Linked DNA regions of Homo sapiens: region 1 is linked to region 2. Evidence: chromatin contacts called from ENCODE Hi-C or POLR2A ChIA-PET data. All regions are on one chromosome and are shown on one strand. Each heading gives the region's core, a stretch centred on a gene start or an enhancer-like site at or near the end of the contact. The rest is flanking DNA. Distances are from core to core; before and after follow the strand shown. Region 1 holds the start of JAML (junction adhesion molecule like). Region 2 has its middle 11 kb from the start of FXYD2.

Evidence for each region. A loop is a pair of places that touch in the nucleus more often than their neighbours do. ChIA-PET counts read pairs that join two places held with the same protein, here RNA polymerase II (POLR2A). Pooled maps may share reads with other maps.
Region 1: a map with no recorded cell type shows a loop between it and region 2 (13-fold over the local background). The contact joins the promoter of JAML here to the enhancer-like site in region 2. A Hi-C loop is called at or near these places in 5 of 37 single-sample maps with no recorded cell type and 9 of 50 pooled maps. POLR2A ChIA-PET finds 5 or more read pairs at or near these places in 1 of 52 experiments (B cell).

Annotation. Positions count from the first base shown.
Region 1 is chr11:118,222,581-118,229,237 of GRCh38, reverse strand. JAML (junction adhesion molecule like) reads left to right here and starts at 4,227. Exons shown (of 10, transcript NM_001098526.2): 1 at 4,227-4,297. MPZL3 (myelin protein zero like 3) reads left to right here. Exons shown (of 6, transcript NM_198275.3): 6 at 1-2,548.
Region 2 is chr11:117,810,733-117,816,936 of GRCh38, reverse strand. It overlaps a transcript of DSCAML1 not described here. Among named protein-coding and RNA genes, the nearest start is that of FXYD2, 11 kb to the left of the region's middle. RefSeq lists enhancers at 1,681-1,760, 2,550-3,127. Within about 2 kb of position 1,941, at least 12 of the 41 ENCODE cell types and tissues checked have a DNase peak (open chromatin) inside an H3K27ac peak, as active enhancers do.

The sequences.
Region 1 (6,657 bases), core at 2,978-5,477, 410 kb before region 2:
GGAAAGGAATCGTGAAGTAGAAAAATTATTTTCTTTAGTCTTGCTGGTACAATTTGGGCTAAGGAGTCTTTGTTATTTTCTGTCTTGCTTTTTTTTTTTTTTTTTTTTTTTTGAGGCAGAGTCTCACTCTGTCGCCAGGCTGGAGTGCAGTGGTGTGATCTTGGCTCACTGCAACCTCTGCCTCCTGGGTTCAAGCGATTCTTGTGCCTCAGCCTCTCGAGTAGCTGGGATTACAGGCATGCGCCACCACACCCAGCTAATTTTTGTGTTTTTAGTAGAGACGGGGTTTCACCATTTTGGCCAGGATGGTCTCAATCCCCTGACCTCGTGATCCACCTGCCTCGGCCTCCCAAAGTGTTGGGATTACAGGCATGAGCCACTGTGCTTGGCCTGTTATTTTATTTTCTTATAACTACAACTTTTCTTCTTGAATTTTCAGGTCAGAGGCAAGAAAAACTCTTTACAGGTTTTTAGTGGGGGGCTTATGGAGTATTTCAGGAGTTCTTTGCAAATTAAATCATCTTTTCACTTGTATTGTTTTTCAAAACTTTGTTGATTTCTAAAATGTGCCAACTGTGAGTAAACTATGGTATTTGCAAGTGGTTTTTACATAATATTTGAGATGAGGAAGTGAGATTGTGCATGACATACTTCTCCTTTGTATTCTCTCAGTGCCTTACAGCAGGTTACTCCATTCTGCTATGACAACTTGTTTCAAATGTTAATTTACATAGGATTTTTTATAAGCCATTAAGGCATATGTATAGTATATCAGTAAAGATGGATGGTGCATATATAAATAGTCTTCTGTAATAGTGATTGGATTTACTTCTCAATTATGAGAGACAAAAATTATCCCCTCACCTGTCTCTATTCTTTCAACAGGTTGATCCCTTTTCATGATTTTTCATTAGGTGGTTCAGGAAGTTTCCATATTACAGCGCTTCAGACTGTATATGTTAGTTTAAAAATCACTTTTCTCTCTCTCAACTTCTTTCTTTTTTTTTTGAAGACTTAATTTAAAAAATTTGGGTTGTTAGATCCGTATCATAGATTTGGCCTAGCCTCTTCTGTTAACCTAGTCCACAGATGAGCGAATCTGGTTAGTTGAAGGACATTGTGATTTGACTCTGGTCACGCGAGGAAGTAGAAGGGCAAAGACAGGACCGGCAGTTTACATTTCCAGTGGTTAAACCTCACGGTACTTTGGGACTGCTTGTTAACTTTTGTGGTTGTCTGAGGCCAATCTAACGTGACCATTTCTGACACCTCAACAGAGAGAGGAAAGCAACTTGAGCAATGAGAGTAAATAACTTGGGCTCTCAGAGATTTGAAGATAGAGATCTCATTGTGAGGGGGACTATTTTGCAGGTCCTCATTTCTCCAAGAAAGAGATGGTGTTACAGGAACCCACTGAAAGCCATATCCCATTAAATGAGGAACTAATTTTGGCTGGGCCTTCTTGTAATGTCCTCGCAGGTGTGTTGTGAAGATTAATGCAGGGTAGTATGTTTGTAGATTGACACCTAGTCTAAACTTGAGGTAATTGGTGCTCTGTGAATACTCAGTCGTGTTCTTTTATAGCCTTAATCATGATTTGAACTAGTCCCTTGCTTTTTAAATGACTGAATGAAGTCCTTCGTGGTAAGGGAGTACGTTGATAACTTAGTTTACTATATGGGTTTGTGGTCGCATCCCAGTCATCAGCTGCTATCATTTTCCTTCTTCATCCCTTATACTGAGATTTGGGTTACAGCTTTTTATTCTTCGAAGGATCACAAAGCAGTGTACAGACACCTGCCTTCTTTAAGGATGAAAGGAAGATAAAGTGGTCTTTTTTTGTTTACTTATTTGTTTCACCTCTTGTTTGAGTAACTTCTAAGGTGCTATTCTCTCTCTCTTTTTGCTACCTCATGAGCTCTTGTCACAGCCATGGAAACCAGCCTCGTTTAGAAAGGGAACTTAGTTCAGAAGGGGTTAAAAGCCTTCCAGAATTTTTCTTTAGCTGCTGAAGTTTTTACATGTGGTTACATGACTTTAAGTTTTATGCATTACGCTCTTAATTCTATTACAAAATGTGGACTCACCAATTGCTTTGTGTTTTCCATGTGACCTGTTACTTCAGGCTACTTGGGGAACATCTTAGTCCTCTGTAGCTCCTGAACCCAGCACTGGTGCTTCAAGAGAGAAGGTAGCACGTCTTTGTTCAAAACAAAACAAAACGACACTTCTGGAGGCCACATCCTGAATATGAATGTTCTACTAAGTCACTCAGTTATGGTTCTAAAGGGAAACTGTAAGAAGACCCACAAGGAGTGGACCAAGACTATTATTTAATTGCACAACTTGAAACTTTGCTGCCAGAAGAGGCAGCTCCATTCCTTTGACTCCAGTGTTGGGCTGTTAACTGCTGCACCTCATTGCCTTTTTTTGTTTTTGTTTTTGTTTTGTAGGAGGGTAGGCACTGTTGGGCCATATGCACAAATATTGTAACTCTTGGTATCTTTACTGCATCATAGTCAATAAACTTCTTTGTACCCTTTGGCTACCTTTTGGTGTGTGCATATCTACATAAAAGGTGGGAATTGTCATGTGAAAAAGATGGGGGTTTGTGGTATTAAAAGCTGAATTAAATTTAAAAGAGTTTAATTGAGCACAGAATGATTCATGAATCAGGCAGTCTCCTGAGCCAGAGTGGACTCAGAGACTCCAGCGCAGCCACGTGGTGGAAGATTTATGGACAGCAAAAGGAAAGTCATGTACAGGAAACAGAAGTGAGGTACAGAAATAGCCGGATTGGTTACAGCTCGGTGTTTGCCTTATTTGAATAGTTTGAATCATTGGCCATCTTCGATTGGCCAAACTCAGTGACTGGCACAAGAGTAGACTAGAGTCCGTATACTATTCCATTTACGTTATAGTTCATGATGTACAGAGAAACCTTTAGGCCAAACTTAAAATATGTAAGGAGGCAGCTTTAGGCTAAACTTGATTTAACAGTGGTTTTCAGCATCGTGCAACCAGTCATGTCGGAGCTGTACCCCCGCAAGAACCTGCAGAGGTTCCGTGGTGTGCTGGAACCAGCTTACATAGCAAGAGCTGATTACAGGCTGAGTACCCCTAATCTGAAAATACAAAAGAGTGGTTGCTATTTCAACTCCAAAATCTGTAACTTTGAGTGCCAACATGATGCTCCAAAGAAATGCTTATTGGAGCATTTTGGATTTTCAGACTAGGGACGTTCAACTTGTATGTATTCGGCAAATATTCTAAAATCTGAAAAAAATATGAAATCTGAAACATTTCTGGTCCCAAGCATATTGGATAAGGGATACTCAACCTGTATTAAGTTTTTTAGGAATTTTGCAAGCCAGTTGTTAAACTGTTGGTAGCTTGAAATAGGTTATGATGGGAATATTTATGCTGTGGAGATTGCTGGCTCTCTAGCACATCACTTCTCAAGGACCATGCAGCGTAGTGCTTGGGAGCAAACGTTCAACAGCTTTTCAGATGATACAGGACAAGTTCCATGAGTCTGCCCATGCCTAGGTCAAGCCAATCTAGCCGAGGTTGAAGGTGCGTACATTGAGAACACCTATTTTGAAGTGGTGACTAAGACTGAGAGGTATCTTGAAGTGAAGAAACCTTGAGTTCTAATCTAGGATGTCCAAGTCACCCAAGAGGTTCTCTATGGGAATCAATGGCTGCCTGTATTCTGGAAATGCTGATATCACATGGCCAGAGGAAACTTTCATGTCTACATGGTGAGTTGGAGGACTGGGCAGGCGTATCTTTGGAAGCAGGGATTGGGTGATTGCCTGGCGAGGTTGCACCTCTGTTTTGAGAGGAAAAATAAAAGAGGTTGCTGTATCTTTAACACAGAAGGTTTTGTGTTAATATTACGTTTATTGTATTTTGTTTGCATGAAATGGATTTCTTTCTCAGCACCTATTTGCCTGGTGCCATTCAAGCTCCTACCCTCAGAGGGCTTGTCATCTAAAAGGGGAGATGGCACCTGAAGAGGTCTGAGTGTGAGGTTCACCTCAGTAGGTTGAATTTGTCACCTCTTTTTAGAATGAAAGTATACATAACAATTGGGTAATGGGCCAGATGACTGAAATGAGAACCTTGATTTAGAGGTTCCTGTTTGCATCTCTGCAACCACTTCAGAAGGCACGTGTTTGGTTTGCTCTGAGCCTAACCTAGAGTGCTCGCAGCAGTCTTTCAGTTGAGCTTGGGGACTGCAGCTGTGGGGAGATTTCAGTGCATTGCCTCCCCTGGGTGCTCTTCATCTTGGGTAAGCAGTTGCTTTGAATTTCTTAAGCCATTTTTTGAACTTTTCTCACACAGAAGTGTGCCAGTCCTGAAGGCTGGTTGAATTGGTAGTCTCTCAGGATTGTGAAGCTGCGATTGCAGAACTCTTGATCTCTGCAGGGGGATGTCATAAAGTAGTCTAATGGGTGCTGTTTCAGTTACTGTCGTGTAGAGTAACTTAGGTGAATCTCCTCAGCAAAAAGAGGAGCAAAGTTTCATCATAATAAGAGTACGTGACAATGATTATGACAAGGCTTCAGCTTTTAAGTCACCCGTGGGTTTAGGTGGAGCTGTGACTGGCTGTTCTTGAGCTCACAGCAGAGCTCTTTCTTCACTGTTTTTCTTTTTAGAAGACAGTTTTTAATTTTATTTTTAAACAAATTTTATTGTGTGTATTTAAGGTATACAACATGATGTTGTGGGATGCATGTAGATAGTAAAAAGTTTACTATGGTGAAGCAGATTAATATATCCATCATTTTACATAGTTATACCACTGTTTTTCTTCTCCCCATTATAGACAAACCAATATTTAACCTTTAGAAGCCCGAGACTTAAATCTCCCAAGAAAGCTAGGCTACTGTCCATGCTTGTTACACCCTCAGCACAGCCCTGACCTTGGGAAAGGCTGATGCAGGATGGTTTAGGTATAACCTACTCTGGAGAAGAGAGCAGGAGTAAGGACCTCCAGGGTCCCATTCGCGTAGAGCATTAACCGATGTGACCTAGACTGTGTTACAGAAGCCACGTGACCTACCAGTCTGTATTCAATGGCTTAACAATGGAAAATGAGGGCATATTTTAAGACGCATGGCTTAGAGTGGTTATATGGACTTGTAGACCTAAAAACATCTGAGAGCCTAGAAGTGCACAGCAGTGTGCAGATAGATTGAGAGGACTTGGCTCTGCAGGTGGACAACACTCTGTGAGTAAAAGAAGGCTGTGCAGTTGTCCGTTTGCTCAGTGGTTAGTTGTCCTTACTAGGGACAAACACTGAGAGACAGCAGCTCTCCCTTATTTTGTCTCATGATATTGTAATTTGGGGGGTAACTTTCACATCTTGTATGGTAGTCTCATTGTAGCATGTCTCTTTTCTGAAGATTTCTTTTCTGTAATATAAAGGGGTATGGATTTTTTGGAGGGAGGGGGTGCCACTTGTTCTCATTACCCAACAGGATATGGAGGAGAGTTGCTCAGAGAAGATTAGTATAGAGTCACTACAAGTCATTTAGGTAGCCAAAATGATAACTCCAAAATTTCTAAAAGGCAAAAATCTTTACTTGCTGATAGAGGGGAGAGTCAACTTTCCAAGCAGGTCGCAATAAAGACAGCATGATGCCAACCGAATCTATTTCCTCTCTCCTCCTTTTTCTGTTGTTTATTAAAAGGTAAACAAAAATCTCATTATTTTAAAATATTATGCAAAAATCTTGTTTATGAGAGAAAGCAAAATTTCACCTTTGCATTAGTATATTATTAATGTTAGATCCAATTCTTAATAAAACCTTATAAACAAATCTATACAATCATAGTTTGACCATAAGGTAAAACGTCCACAAACCTCTCATAATTCTTTACAATTTTCTGTTAAACAAATAAATTCTCTAGAAAACCATTATTCAGACACATGGGCCCGGATTCTGGCCCTACATCAGTGTGCTTTTATTTCAGTGTTCGACCTATGGAAAAACTAAGTAATCCCCTTTAAATCTTAGCCAACCTGCTTATACCCACAGAACTTTTCATGAGATTAACCCTTCACAAACCCTTTTCAACTTGCTTAAACCATCAGTTTTGTCACATTACTCTTTTTTTTTTTTTTTTTTTTTGAGACAGAGTCTCACTCTGTCACCTAGGCTGGCATGCAGTGGCACAATCTCGACTCTCTGCAACCTCCGCCTCCCGAGTTCAAGTGATTCTCCTGCCTCAGCCTCCCAAGTAGCTGGGATTACAGGCGCTCACCACCACACCTGATTAATTTTTGTATTTTTAGTAGAGACGGGGTTTTGCCATGTTGGCCAGGCTGGTCTGGAACTCCTAACCTCAAGTGATCTCCCCACCTCAGCCTCCCAAAGTTCTGGGATGACAGGCGTGAGCCACCATGCCCAGCTGTCCCATTACTCTTTTAGGTGAGGCCAATAGTTAAAACCCTCTGAGCTAGACAAAATTACGTTCTCTTTAACAGAAACCATATTCACACGCCTTCTTATAACCTCCCACCAAAACACATTCTTTACTTACACTGTCTTTATTTTTTATGTTATTTACACTGTCTTTATGTTTAAAAATCATTAGAGTCACGTGACCTAAAAGAGATTAAAGTTTCAATTTTTTCTGATAAAA
Region 2 (6,204 bases), core at 692-3,191:
GGAAGAAGAGCCTCAGACAGGCCGATCGCTAGCTCCTACAGGCTGATCTCCTGTCCAGGGTGAGGGTGCCCCTGGCATGGGCCTCCAGTTTTTCTAAATGCTTTGGGGCATCAGGAGAAATCTCCACCCCACCCCCCCAGCAATTCCGAACTCTCTCTCTTGTACAGGGAGCAAGGAAGGGGTGCCCCCAAAGAACTGAGCGTCTCCACTGGCGCTGCGTCTAGTGAAGGAAGTGGGCTCCCTGGACAGACGGGTGGGAGTGGAGGGCGTGAGGGGTGTTGTGCTGAAGAAAGGCCCAGGGCAGGGGGTGGTGTAGCGTCTCCTCCCAGACTCTCCAGGCTTCCACCCTCCCTCCGCTCTGCTCGGCAGGGCTGCTGTGGGGGAGATTAGTCGCCTCCCTGTTGATCCATGGCCCCAGGCAGCTGAGCTCTGAACTGCAATTCATCAGGGGCCTCTGGGGCGGGTAATCTGTGCCTCACCAAGCGCCCATTCTTCATTCCTAGCAGGCTGCCTGACAAATGCCTGGCCAGCGGAGATCAGAGGCAAATGCCACGGCAGCTCGGCCCTGTTGTCAGAGCGAGTCACTGGCTGGGAAGATGGATTGGGCCTGGGCCTCGGAGCCAGGGCCACAGCGGCCTCCTTCCGGGACATTGGGAGGGCAGTGCTGAGCCCAGGGCTGCACTGGGAGAGCCACGGAAGGGCCCGAGTGTCCTAGCCTTGGAAGAAAGCCTGGGCCCAGACTCAGTGCCCCCTCCCAGTTTTGGCTGCAGGAGGAGCCTCACAGGCTGGGGACACTTCATAGTTTGCCGTTGAGTGACTGAGGACTTGGGAAGAAATCCTGTTTAGAACTTCAAACGTTCATTCCCAGAGCTTCAACCTGACACTGGAGGGGCAAAGAAGGTGGCATTGGGAGATTGGGGGAGGGTCTCCCCCAGGTGTGGAGGGACCTCATGCCTAGAAGGGACTGGGACGAGCTATGTTCAGGAGTGGCAGCTCCCCAACCCGTTTTGGCAGATTTCATTTTCAGTTTGTAGGCAGTGGGGCCTCAGATGTGAAGGCAAGCTCAGAATTTAGGGAGACTTAGGGTCCCCTGGCAGGGCGGGAGACCAGGGCAGAGCACCTGCCAGGGGACCCTGAGTCTCCCTGAATTCTGAGCTTCCCTTCACAGGGTGCAGGTGACACCAGGTCAGGAACAGTCCTGGAACAGTGGAGGCCCAGCCTGGCCTGTCCTGCTCCTATGGGCTTGCTGGGCTACCTGCTGTCACCCTGAGTGACACCCCGAAGTTCCTCAGCCCCAGGAGGCCGCCAGTCACCGCGGCTGCTACTGTCTCTAGATGTCTAAACTTGGTTCCCTTTTCAAGAAATGCTCACTGTCACTTCCCCAAAGGGCTTCTTTGGTGTCACTGAGAGGAATTCCCCCTGGTGAGCAGGGCAGCAGGGAGGGGAGAAGAGGGCAATGTTCTGAGCTGGGGAAGCAATTTGTGGCCCCGGAAGCCCTGCCTGCAGCTCAGTGCAGACCACACCGTGGAAGGTGGAAAATTGGTTTCACTGCCAGCTCTGCCCTTGGCTTGCTGTGTGACCTTGGGAAGGCCCTGGTCTGTCTCTGGACTTGGCTTTGGAAAAAACAGACACAAGACAAAAGTCCCAAGCTTCAGCTCACACGTCAAGGAGCTGTGACTTTTCAGGGGAAGGGGTAAGGGGAGAGCTGTGGCTGACCCCCTTGTTCCCTCCCGCCCCTTGGATAGCTGTTCTTAGAGAAAAGCTGGATACACCCCCACAGCCCCTGCAAATACACACTTGGCTTCCTCCCGGCAGTGAACACAGAGGCGCCCAGCAAGTGATGAAGGCAGACAAAAAGACACACTTGACAAAGCAAAGGAGATGAGGCTGGCTTGGCCCCGAGCCAGGAGCATGCTGAATTCTCTTGTGGTCTTTGTTTCCTGAATGGCCTATCAATCAGTAACCGAGTGCGTGCCAAACCCAGCCCACACGGGAACCCGGTGTCCTCGGCTCTCCAGTAAATACTACTTCAGGTCTCATGTCCGAGGACCATATGCTCCCAACACAGCTAATAAAATCATCCAGGAGTAGCCTGGAGGCCGCAGACACCCGCCCCAGGGGGCAGGAGGGGGACGAGCCAGGCTGGGCCTCCGCTGTTCAAGAGTGTTCCTGACCTGCTCTCTCTAGCACCCTGGGCACCTGCCAGGGGACCCTGAATCCCCTGAATTCTGAGCTTTGCCTTCACATCTGAGGCCCCACTGCTTATAAGCTACATGAGGGAGGGATTGCATCTGAAAGTTCACCCACCGATCCCAGTGCCTCACCCCCCTTTGGGCACTTAGTGCACCCTCCATACATGTTTACTGAGTGCACACGTGACTGGTTGAGTAGAGGAATGAATGAGTGATTGATTACCAACCAGGTGGACCACCCCTGTCCCTGCTCCATGCCTCCAGGAGCAAGGAAGTTGTGGGGTCAGGGTAGGCAGCTGGGGTGGTCAGAGGTGTGCGTGATCCCTTCTTCCTTGGCCTCACAGCTAAGGTCACAGGCTTTGGAATCAGCAGACCTGGATTTGAGCCCTGGCTTAGCCAATTATGAACTAAGTTTCATGCGCATCCGTGTGAAGAGAACCACCAAACAGGCTTTGTGTGAGCAACATGGCTGTTTATTTCACCTGGGTGCAGGCGGGCTGAGTCCAAAAAGAGAGTCAGCGAAGGGAGATAGGGGTGGGGCCGTTTTATAGGATTTGGGAAGATAATGGAAAATTACAGTCAAAGGGGGTTGTTCTCTGGTGGGCAGGGAAGGGGGGTCACAAGGTGCTCAGTGGGGGAGCTTCTGAGCCAGGAGAAGGAAATTCACAGGGTTAATCACTCAGTTAAGGTGGGGCAGAAACAAATCACAATGGTGGAATGTCATCAGTTAAGGCGGGGCAGGGCCTTTTCACTTCTTTTGTGATTCTTCAGTTACTTCAAGCCATCTGGGCGTATAGGTGCAAGTCACAGGGGATGCGATGGCTTGGCTTGGGCTCAGAGGCCTGACATTCCTGCCTTCATATATTAATAAGAAAAATAAAACAAAATAGTGTTGAAGTGTTGGGGCGGTGAAAATTTTGGGGGAGTGGTATGGAGACAGAATGGACGATGTTTCTCCGGGCTGCTTCAAGCGGGATTAGGGGTGGCGTGGGAACCTAGAGTGGGAGAGATTAAGCTGAAGGGAGGTCTTGTGGTAAGGGGTGATATTGTGGGGTTGTTAGAAGAAACATTTGTCATGTAGAATGATTGGTGATGGCCTGGATACGGTTTTGTATGAATTGAAAAACTAAATGGAATAAGAGAAGGAGAAAAACAGGTATAAAAGGTCTAAGAATTGGGAGGACCTAGGACATTTAATTAGAGAGTGCCTATGGAGATTCAGCATAGTCCTGCCAGCAAAGATTATTTATTTACTTCAAGAGTTAAGAGTGGCAATTTGGAGATAGCACGAGGAGATATCAGCTGTGATGGCTTGGAGAAACAGTATAAACCGGCAGTGTAAACAAGAGCAGGGCATGTATGAGTAGTTGAGAACGGTGAATAGGAGTATGACTAGACAGAAGATAGTAGGGATGACAAGTTTTTTGGGGCACAGTCGAAGTTGGTCTGGTGTCTGGAATGAGACTGGGGCCTAATAAAAAGGAGCATCTATACAGGAGGTTAAATGGGCTGTACCTTGTAGCATTCTGAGGACATGTCTGACTTCTGAGAAGGGAAAGTGGTAAAAGTATTGTCCAGTCCTTTTTAAGTTGGTGGCTGAGCTTGGTGAGGTGTGTTTTTAATAGACCATTAGTCTGTCACTGAATACTAAGAGCCTGAAAAAATGCTTGGCTGATTTGACTAATAAAGGCTGGTCTGTTATCAGACTGTATAGAGGTGGGAAGGCTAAACTGAGGAATTATGTCTGACAGAAGGGAAGAAATGACTGTGGTGGCCTTCTCAGACCTTGTAGGAAAGGCCTCTAAAAGTATTAAAGCAGTGGCAGCCGCTGCACGCAGACATGAGGGCTAGGCTAAAACAGTAAGGTCAAGTTGTTTGCACAGAAAGGCTACAGTGTGCGGTCCTGGCTCTTGTGTAAGAATTTTGACTGCACTAACCATGCCTAGGAAGGAAAGGAGTTGTTGTTTTGTAAAGGATTGAGGTTTGGGAGATTAGTCGGACACGATCAGCAGGAAGAGCACGTGTGTTTTTACGAGAATTATGCCGAGATAGGTAACAGATGAGGATGAAATTTGGGCTTGACTGAAGTAATGGGGGCTGTCTGTGAAGCCTTGTGGCAGTACAGCCCAGGTAATTTGCTGAGCCTGATGGGTGTCAGGGTCAGTCCAAGTGAAGCGAAGAGAGGCTGGGATGACGGGTGCAAAGGAATAGTAAAGAAAGCACGTTTGAGATCCAGAACAGAATAATGGATTGTGGAGGGAGGTATTGCGGATAGGAGAGTATATGGGTTTGGCACCATGGGGTGGATAGGCAAAACAATTTGGTTGATAAGGCATAGATCCTGAACTAACTTGTAAGGCTTGTCTGGTTTTAGGACAGGTAAAATGGGGGAATTGTAAGGAGAGTTTATAGGCTTTAAAAGGCCATGCTGTAGCAGGCGAGTGATAACAGGCATTAATCCTTTCAAAGCTTGCTGTGGGATGGGATATTGGCATTGAGTGGGGTAAGGGTGATTAGGTTTTAATGAGATGGTAAGGGGTGCATGATTGGTCGCCAAGGAGGGAGTAGAGGTCTCTTGTGGGTTAAGGTGGGGGAATACAAGAGGAGGACGCAAAGGAGGCTTTGGATTGGGAAGAAGGGCAGCAATGAGATGCAGCTGTAATCCAGGAATAGTCAGGGAAGCAGATAATTTGGTTAAAATATCTCGGCCTAATAAGGGAACTGGGCAGGTGGAGATAACTAAAAAAGAGTGCATAAAAGAGTGTTGTCTAAGTTGGCACCAGAGTTGGGGAGTTTTAAGAGGTTTAGAAGTCTGGCTGTCAATACGCACAGCAGTTATGGAGGCAAGGGAAACAGGCCTTTGAAAAGAAGGTAATGTGGAGTGGGTAGCCTCCGTATTGATTAAGAAGGGGATGGACTTACACTCCACTGTGAGAGTTACTTAAAGCTCGGCATCCGCGATGGTCTACGGGGCTTCCAAGGCAATCAGGCAGCCTCAGTCTTCAGCTGCTAAGCCGAGAAGGAGTCAGTCAGGGAGCCTTGGGCCAGAGTTCCAGGGGCTCTGGGAGTGGCTGCCAGGTGAGTTGAACAGTCCGATTTCCAGTGGGGTCCCGCGCAGATGGGACACGGCTTAGGAGGAATCCTGGGCTGCAGGCATTCCTTGGCCTGGTGTCCAGATTTCTAGCACTTGTAGTAAGCTCCTGGGGGAGGAGGTTCTGGAGGAACGCCTGGCCGCTGCAGTTCAGGCGTTTGGAAGTTCTTGTGTGCTGGAGATGTAGCTGGGGTTTGTCTCACAGTGGAGGTAAGGAATTGCAACTTTTTTTATTATTGTACACCTTGAAGGTGAGGTTAATTAAGTCCTGTTGTGGGGTTTGAGGGCCAGATTCTAATTTTTGGAGTTTTATTTAATGTCGGGAGCAGATTGGGTAATAAAATGTATATTGAGAATAAGATGGCCTTTTGACCTTTTAGGGTCTAGGGCTGTAAAGCTTCTCAGGGTTGCTGCCGAACGAGCCATGAACTCGGCTGGGGTTTTATATTTGATGAAAAAGAGCCTAAACGCTATCTGATTTGGGATAAAGAAAAAGGAGCATTAACCTTGACTATGCCTTTAGCTCCAGCCACCTTTTTAAGAGTAAATTGCTGGGCAGGTGGGGGAGGGCTAGTCACAGAACGAAACTGTAAGTCAGACCGGGTGTGAGGAGGAGAGGCGATAAAAAGATTACAGGGTGGAGGAGCGGAGGCTGAGGAAGAAATGGGACCTAGCTTGGTCTGGCGAGGAGGGGAGAGGTCAGATGGGTCTGTAGAAAAGGAAGATTAGAAAGACTCAGCGACGCTTGGGGTTGGGACTGAGGGGACAGGCGGGAGGGAAAGAAGGAAGATTTGGGACGAGTTGCACTGGGCACAGAGACTAGGAAGGGACTGATGTGTAAAAGAATGCGTGGACGTCAGGCACCTCAGATCATTTGCCCATTTTACGACAAGAATTATTTAGCTCTTGTAGGATGGAAAA